Linked DNA regions of Mus musculus: all the other regions are linked to region 3. The links are chromatin contacts, found by POLR2A ChIA-PET in ENCODE. All regions are on one chromosome and are shown on one strand. The core of a region is the stretch at or near the end of the contact, and the rest is flanking DNA. Distances in the headings are between cores, read along the strand shown.

What was found. ChIA-PET counts read pairs that join two places held with the same protein, here RNA polymerase II (POLR2A).
Region 1: POLR2A ChIA-PET joins it to region 3 with 35 read pairs in embryonic stem cell. The contact joins the promoter of Kifc1 here to the promoter of Rps28 in region 3. POLR2A ChIA-PET finds 5 or more read pairs at or near these places in 3 of 5 experiments (Patski and embryonic stem cell).
Region 2: POLR2A ChIA-PET joins it to region 3 with 35 read pairs in Patski. The contact joins the promoter of Marchf2 here to the promoter of Rps28 in region 3. POLR2A ChIA-PET finds 5 or more read pairs at or near these places in 4 of 5 experiments (Patski and embryonic stem cell).

Annotation. Positions count from the first base shown.
Region 1 is chr17:33,889,376-33,892,075 of GRCm38, forward strand. It overlaps Kifc1 (kinesin family member C1), which reads right to left and starts at 1,258. Exons shown (of 11, transcript NM_001195298.1): 1 at 1,103-1,258. The coding sequence starts at 1,120.
Region 2 is chr17:33,717,374-33,720,073 of GRCm38, forward strand. It overlaps Marchf2 (membrane associated ring-CH-type finger 2), which reads right to left and starts at 1,304. Exons shown (of 5, transcript NM_001252480.1): 1 at 1,173-1,304.
Region 3 is chr17:33,823,163-33,825,862 of GRCm38, forward strand. It overlaps Rps28 (ribosomal protein S28), which reads right to left and starts at 1,400. Exons shown (of 4, transcript NM_001355384.1): 1 at 1,272-1,400; 2 at 1,137-1,184; 3 at 31-168. The coding sequence starts at 1,310. The coding sequence ends at 46. Ndufa7 (NADH:ubiquinone oxidoreductase subunit A7) reads left to right here and starts at 1,410. Exons shown (of 4, transcript NM_023202.4): 1 at 1,410-1,518; 2 at 2,439-2,488. The coding sequence starts at 1,468.

The sequences.
Region 1 (2,700 bases), core at 8-2,507, 66 kb after region 3:
TTCAGGATGGTTCGTTGCTTTTGGTTCAGGGGACTATAGACCCAGGTGTTTCTTGGATGCTCGCCTAGCACTGCACCACAGACCTCTTCCTTCCAGTTTTAACTCTCCATACCTTAGTTAATGTTGTTCCTCCTAGCTTTCTTCTTCCCCTTCCATCTGCTTGAACCTTTACTGTCCTTCACTCCCTCCCAATAGAGATACAAATTGTATTATGTCTGTCTCCCCAGGGAGTGTCAGCTCACTGGTAGCTAGGACTCCTGTCTCCTACATAAGTACAGCTGTGCAGGGCCAGAAGATGCTTGGCAAATACTGCAGGAACAAATCTGAGAAAAACTATTTTACTTTTTAACTGTCACCTGTCACAGTGCAGTGCTCTCCCTTTTGGCTGTGAGTATACCAGAAAGTCTCTTCAAGCTGAACACCGACTGTGAGTCAGTCTAGACTGAAATGCTGGTAAACAAAGAATGCAGGCCGGTCTTTCCTGACACCAGAGAGATCAGTCCATTAATTGCCACACACATACGCCTCAGATGCTTGTGGTGAAGAAGGGCACCCCCATAAACTAGTCAGCAGTCCAAATGAGCAAAAGGAAGAGGCAGGCGAGGGAATAAGGATCCTCTGGGCCGATGCCCCCATTTCTCCTCTCCCCTTCCTCTATCCCGATCCAGCAGCAACACAACAGGTCATCAGCAAGAAAGGTACTTTGCGGACAAGCGACAAGGCCTCTTTCAGAACCCTCGCTTCTCCCACAAGGCGATCTGTAAGAACTGAGAAGCACAAACATGTCGAATCCGCTTGAGAATTCGAAATGGGAAATGCTGGAGGGGGATAAGGGACACGGGATGGTCGCGCCTGCACGACTGGAATGGCGGGCCAACGTCGCTGCGACTGTCCTGGGACCTCGCCGTGTGTGTGTGTGTGTGTGTGTGTGTGTGTGTGTGTGTGTTGCCCTCACTGACTCGGCCGCTGGTGTCCTGGGCGCGAGGCGGTGCGACCCTCCCCTGCAGGACGGCTTGCCCCGACCTGTCCCCGGGACGCGGGTCTCCGGGCGGCCGGCCTGCGTCCTCCGATCTTGGCGCGAGGTCGTCTCCGCCGCACTCACCTGCGCCTGCACGTCCATGGTGGTCCGCACAGAAAGGGTGCAAAGGCAGCAGGCAGGACGATGAGACCCGCGTCCTCTCAAGGGCTCGCGCCGCAAAACGCCGAAGCCAGGCTGTCCAGGAGCCAGGCCAATCAGCCACACCCGCCACTTTTGAATTTCAACCTCCGCGCAGTCAACGCACTTCAATCCGCAGAGGCCAATCCGCGCCGGCGCCGCGGTCGCGAGCCAATCACGGTGCCCTCCGCCTCCGGGGCCACGCCCCCTGAGTCGCGACTCTTCTAGTCCGCTAGAGCACCAGAACTAGACCCCTTGGATCCTACTTCCGGATCCGCTCTTCCTCTTTTCTCCCTCTCCCCCTCCCGAGCGCCGAGCGCGGCTTCCTGAGGTCTCTGGTTGCGTCAGAAGTGCGCTTGTGTGGAGGAGTGGCGTGGGGGAGGCAATACGCATGTGCCTGAGCGGGGTCGGGGCGGAGCGAGCGCCACCTAGCGGATACTGCTGAACTTGCACACCTCCTCGCCAACCCTGTAGACTGGAGACTGTTACACCGAGGTCGCTCTTGGTCCACTTTCTCAGGTCCGAAAAGTGGAAGCTGGTTGATGGCGCTGACCTGTCCTCAAAGAAGAAAAAGTGGAACCCATATCTGGAGATGTAATAAAGTCATAAATCTAGAGTAGGGCCGGGAGGATAGCAAACTGGTTATCCCTGAAACTCATATAATGTGGAAGGTGAGAACTAATTCGCCACAAAGTTTTCTGTGCCCCTCCTGCCTCCAATATTATATATTATACATAAACAATATGTATTATATACATAAACATATATCTTTACACATATAAATAATACCCAATAGTACGTATTATATATATAAGCATATATATATATATATATATATATATATATATAAAACACATAAATTACATATATATTTATTTTGTTTTTTCGAGATTGGGTTTCTCTGTGTAGCCCTGACTGTCTTGGAATTCTATTTGTAGAACAGGCTGGCCTTGAACTCAGAGATGCTAGGGCTACCCTGTGCCACCATGCCCAGGTCAATAAACAATCTTTTAGATTAAAAAATCAAAACAAAACTAGAAGCCAGGCTTGGTGGCACACGCCTTTAATCCCAGTTCCCAGTACTCAGAATGCAGAGGCAGACAGATCTCTTGAGTTCAAGGCCAACCAGGTCTACAAAGTAAATTCCAGGGCAGCCAGGCTCTGTAGAGAGACCCTGTCTTAAATAAATAAAGAAACACACACACACACATACATACATACATAACTGGATAAATAAATAGTATGTTTCTTTTTTTTTTTTTTTTTTTTTTGGTTTTTTGAGACAGGGTTTCTCTGTGTAGCCCTGGCTGTCCTGGAACTCACTCTGTAGACCAGGCTGGCCTCGAACTCAGAAATCTGCCTGCCTCTGCCTCCCGAGTGCTGGGATTAAAGGCGTGCGCAACCACACCCAGCAGTTTCTTTTTTTTTTTAAAGATTTATTATATGTAAGTACACTGTAGCTGTCCTCAGACACTCCAGAAGAGGGCGCCAGATCTCATTACGGATGGTTTTGAGCCACCATGTGGTTGCTGGGATTTGAACTC
Region 2 (2,700 bases), core at 54-2,553, 110 kb before region 3:
ATTCTGCCTCTGTCACTGATACTGTATGTCTTGATTCAAGTTAATTTGCTTTTCTGGGCCTCATCCATCTCTTTCTTACTTTAGGGTGTGTGTGTGTGTGTGTGTGTGTGTGTGTTGTTTTTCTTGGCAGTACTGAGATAAAACAAGGGCCTAGTGCATGCTAGGCAAGTACTGAGCTAGACCCCCAGTCCAGAAACTAAGTTCTAATCCCAGAAGCTCTACTTCCTATTTGCTGTATGGCCTTGGGCAACAGCTTTAACTTCCCTGAACTTCAATTTACTCATTTAGATGAAAGGAATTACTTTTAATACTTCTACCTAGTATGTTTCCCACTAACCACATTAATTCTGACTACAGAGTTTTTTTAAAAGTGTTTTCCCCAGGCATGGTGGCGCACACCTTTAATCCTGGCACTCGGGAGGCAGAGGCAGGCGGATTTCTGAGTTCGAGGCTAGCCTGGTCTACAAAGTGAGTTCCAGGACAGCCAGGGCTATACAGAGAAACCCTGTCTCGAAAAACAAAACAAAACAAAAAAAGTGTTTTCAATTATATTTATTTTGCTTGTATTTTTGCATATGTATGTGGTGTATATTCATGCAAGGGTGTGTCTATGGAGTCCAAATGACAACTTTCTGTTGTCAGTTTTTCTTTCACCATATGAGACCTCAAGACTGAACTCAGACAACAAGCACCTTGACCAGCTGAGCTATCTTGGCAGTCCCTGACTACTGTTTGAAAAACAACATTTTCAGTACAGTGCACTGAGTAGCTTTTTGTGAAGCGCCCCAACTCTTTATAATGTTAATAATCACCCAAACAGAACCGTTATGAAGAGGGTTTCAGAGTGACATTAGTCACTTATTGACCTCCTACTGTATGCCAGGCGCTTTTCTCATCAGCCATTTCCTAAATCATGTTGGCTCCGAGATGACCCACTTTTCCTAGATGGGGAAACCGAGGCTCACAGAGGTTTCTCCTGCGTGGCGAGGCTCGGAGACCTCTCACCAACCTTGAAATGATAATTGAGGTGCCTGCGTCCTGAGCAGGGCTAAGTAAGGCCAAGGGTAGCGCCCTATCTGTCCCGCTCGAGTACTCAGCCGGAGGCTCGAACCCGGAACCTGGGAAACCTGCCTACATACTCGGGTCAGGCCCATTCGCTGTTCCGTGCCTACCTGTTCCGCGGCCGGGCCGGGCGACCGCGCAGGCCCCTCGGTTCTCCCTGGCCCGGGTCCCGGCCCGGCCCGGCCCGTCAGCAGCGGCTTGCTCCGGCTCCGGCGAGCACCTGCGTCCGGGCACCGCCCGCCGAGCAGACAGCACGGCGAACCAATGAAGACTGCCTCTGAGTATCATCTGCCAATCAGCATACACGCCCCGCCCAAGAAGGTGGGGCCTTCAAAATACGGGACGTCCTGGGCGGTCCAGGCCCCGCGGCGCCGCAGCTTCTGACTCCGCCCCTGCTGCGTTCTGGCTCCACCCCCAAAATGGACCCCGCCTCATCCCAGCTCCTCCCCCATCCCAATCTCTGGCTGTAGACTTGCTGCCAGAGCCTGGAGCAGAACAAAGGCGAGCTTAAGTAAACAACTTCACACTTGCCAAATAACTTCTTTCCGCCTTCTTCTCCGCTCCCCCCGGCCCCCGTTTGTTTGTTTGTTTGTTTGTTTGTTTGTTTGTTTGTTGTGTTTTTTAAAGACAGTTTTAATGTAGATCAGGCTAACCTCGTACTCACTCTGTAGCCAAGGATAACCTCTCTGATCCTCTGGCCTCCACCTTCCCAGTTCTATCGGGAGCTAGAATGGAATGAAGTTTTTCTTCCGTGCTAGGCACAAACAGTGTGAACTGAGCTACATTTTTATCACACTTACCAATCCTAGGGTGGCTATGATCACATTTTGCAGAAGGAAATCCGCCCAAAGGGGTTAGAGTTCTGTGGAGGAAACTAAAGCCATCATCATTTACTCATCAATTATTCAAGCAAGACATACATTCAAAAAATGGAGCAACAGATGGTAGAAAGAGCTGTTGAGATAGATCAGCGGGCAAGAGCTCTTGCATGGCAAACATGAGGATCTGAGTTAAAATCCCCAGCATCCACATAAAAGAGCTGAATAGGGCCTCGAACTCCTGTAACCTCAGTGCTGTAGATGGTGTAAACAGGAAGATGGCTGGGGTTTGCTGTCTGCCAATCTAGCACTGGTTTCAGTGAGAGAACACTTAGCAGTACTTGCCTAGCATACACAAAGCCCTGGGCTTGGTCATACATGCCTATAATCCCAGCACCCAGGAAGTTCAAGGTCACCCTCAACTACACAGAAAGCAAGGCCAACCATATGAAGGAAAACCAAAAAGATCAAAATTCTGTAGGAAGCATTATTATGGTCCAGGCATGTGCAAGACCCTGGGGACACATTAACTAATATAAATATTGTGAGACAAACATTAGCGGTTTTTAATCATTGTGTTTGCTTATTTGTTAGAGACAGGTCTTACTGTGTAGCCCAGGTCCTGCCTCACCCTCACAAGCGTAAGATTATAGGCATATGCCACCACAGCCCCACGTTATTAGTATGAATTATTATTCTTACAATGCCTGTGATGGAGCCAGCAGCCTGATACATTAGGTAGGTGCTCCACCACTGAGCCACACCTTAAGCTTCATGGTGGTGGTGGTGGTTATGGTGATGCTGATTTGGTTTGGTTTGG
Region 3 (2,700 bases), core at 150-2,649:
AACAAGTCCCTCCCAAGGGTTGCCACTTACCCACCAGCTGCAAGATTAACGCAACCTTCGAGCTTCTCTTTCTGACTCCAATAGGGTGAGCACGTCACCCTCTCGAACGGGGCCTTTGACATTTCGGATGATAGAGCGGCTGGTGTCATCCATGAATTCCACTCGCACCTACAAGCCCAATACAAGAGTTAAATGCTGCTACTTACTAGTGGGGTGGAAAGGTAATATGGACCAGAGCCTGGGACAGGGGCTGGTCAGGTCAGATGGTTCAGCAGTTACAAGCATTTGTTACTCTTAAGGTCTCATTTGCCAGACCAAAGGCATTGAATCACTCACATGATAGGGTCTCTGTAGCCTGATCTGACCTTGAAATCCTGTGATCCTTCTGGAATTACAACACCCTCCCCACTTACAATTTTATCTGGGTGCCTCCAACTTACTTCAGGCTGGCCCTGATCTACGGGTCCCCCTACCTTAGTTTCTTAATTAGCTGTGATGGGAGACCTGGGTATAAGCCAGGGGAACGAACGGTCAGGGCATCTTTAGCCTAGGCTTGTCTGTCTCCTGGAGTAGGTGAGATGCCCTACCGTTCTTGTTCTATGTGGTGGACCGAGGCAAGCACACTATCAACAGTGGCCCAGGTTTTTTCGGTACTGGATCATTTTGTAGCCTAAGCTTGACTGGAACTCCAAGTGAACTTCCTTAGACATCTTTAATTACTAGCTTTGAGTTCAGTACTCAAGTTTTTTCGGGTTCTTTGTATGGTAAGCAAGTCTACTACTGACACACAGGTCCCGCCAACTCCACCTCTTTAAAAACCAAATCTTTTAGCTGGGCAGTGGTAGCCCGCGCCTTTAATCTCAGCACTTGGGAAGCAGAGGCAGGCGGATTTCTCAGTTCGAGGACAGCCAGGGTTACACAGAGAAACCCTGTCTAGAACACCCCCCCCCCCCCAACAAAAAACCACCAAAGCTTTCAAAGGCAGTCTTACTACGGTATCCGCGTTTCTTACAAAGTCATATCCTCCCTGAACCTAGCTACTAGAATTAAACGTCACCAAATCCAGTTATAATCCTGGTACTCGGGAGGACTCCGCTCCGACCCCAGGAAGTGGTCCGAATGTTCCCATCACTCACCTGCGTGCACTGTCCCTGCGAACCGGTCCTGCCCAGCACTTTGGTTACCTACAGGAAATAAGGGAAAGTTAGGCTCGACATGTTCAGCTTTCTTCTCTCTTTATTCAGGTTTCTAAACACCCGCAGTCGCCTCACCCTAGCCAGCTTGATGGGCTGCACGCGACTCGTGTCCATGATGGCGGCGATCTGGCGGAGAGGAGTCACGTGAGCAGGGGATGCCTTTTATAGTCGGCTCTGACCACGCCTCACTTTCGCTCTCGCGAGACCGCACGCGGTACCCAGGAATCCTCGGGACAGAGTCGTCACCAGCGTCCTTCGGAGCGGAAGGAATATGGCGTCCGCTACTCGCGTTATCCAAAAGCTGCGGAACTGGGCGTCTGGGGTGCGTGTGCTGTTCCGATCCGGGCCGGGAAGGATTTGGGTTCTGTACGCCCTTGAATCCTATCCCCCTTAACATCTCCTTAGTTCAGTGGATAATCCAGGATCCCTGAATTTGTGACTCCAGTAGTCAGACTCAAGGTCCTAAATGTTTTTGGCCGGGTTACTGGGATTTCCTTGGCCTTAGATTGCCTGGCTTTAGCTCCCCCCCGCCCCGCCCCTCTTCCTATCCCTTTCTCTCTTCGCCTCATTTGTCTCCCACGTGAGACCAGGTGTTTCCTCATCCCCCGTATCAGCTTGGAATCTTTGTTTGTTTGTTTGTTTTTGTTTTTGTTTTTCTTTTTCGAGACAGGGTTTCTCTGTGTAGCCCTGGCTGTCCTGGAACTCACTTTGTAGACCAGGCTGGCCTTGAACTCATAAATCCGCCTGCCTCTGCCTCCCGACTAGGATTAAAGGCATGCGCCACCACGCCCGGCTATCAGCTTGGAATCTTGTGCCCCTGTTTTTGGAAGGCTGAGGACCAGTTTTTAGATTTTGGAAGAAAACAAAGAGGTCAGGGAAGCTGTAGATCTCTGCAGCTCCTGGGAGGTTGGAGATGGATAAGAGGAGAGATAATTTAGGGTCCAAGAAAGGAGGTATATCTAGCACTGGAGCTTAGTAAGCAACTGTTTGGGTGAGAATTCCCATAATGTTAGGGTAAGCACGTTTAGTATATTGACCCATATACAGAGGAGATTTTCTTTAAAAGGAAGGCTTTTTAGGTTAGATCTTGGAAAGGCTGGAAACTTAGCCTTAAAGTTTTGTAAGCCATGCCCTTGCCTTTCTTCATATGCATGACTTGTAAACTTACCCTAACTGGCTACTTCTGTTCGCTAACCCTATCCTGGGGTTCCCTAGTTTCTGACTTCTTCTCTCCTCCCACAGCAAGACCTGCAGGCGAAGCTACAGCTGCGCTACCAGGAGATCGCCAAGCGGTGAGCAGGCCGTGCTTGCTGCCTTCATCCTGACATTCTTCCACCAAACCCAAGGCTGGCCATAGTGGTACAGTCTTTAATCCCAGCACTCGGGAAACAGGCAGGCTGAGTTCTGAGTTCAAGGCCTGCCTGATCTACATGATGGGTTCCAGGTTAACCCCTGTCTAATAAACAAACGTGAAAAAACAACCCTAAATTTGCTGTTCTCTTGA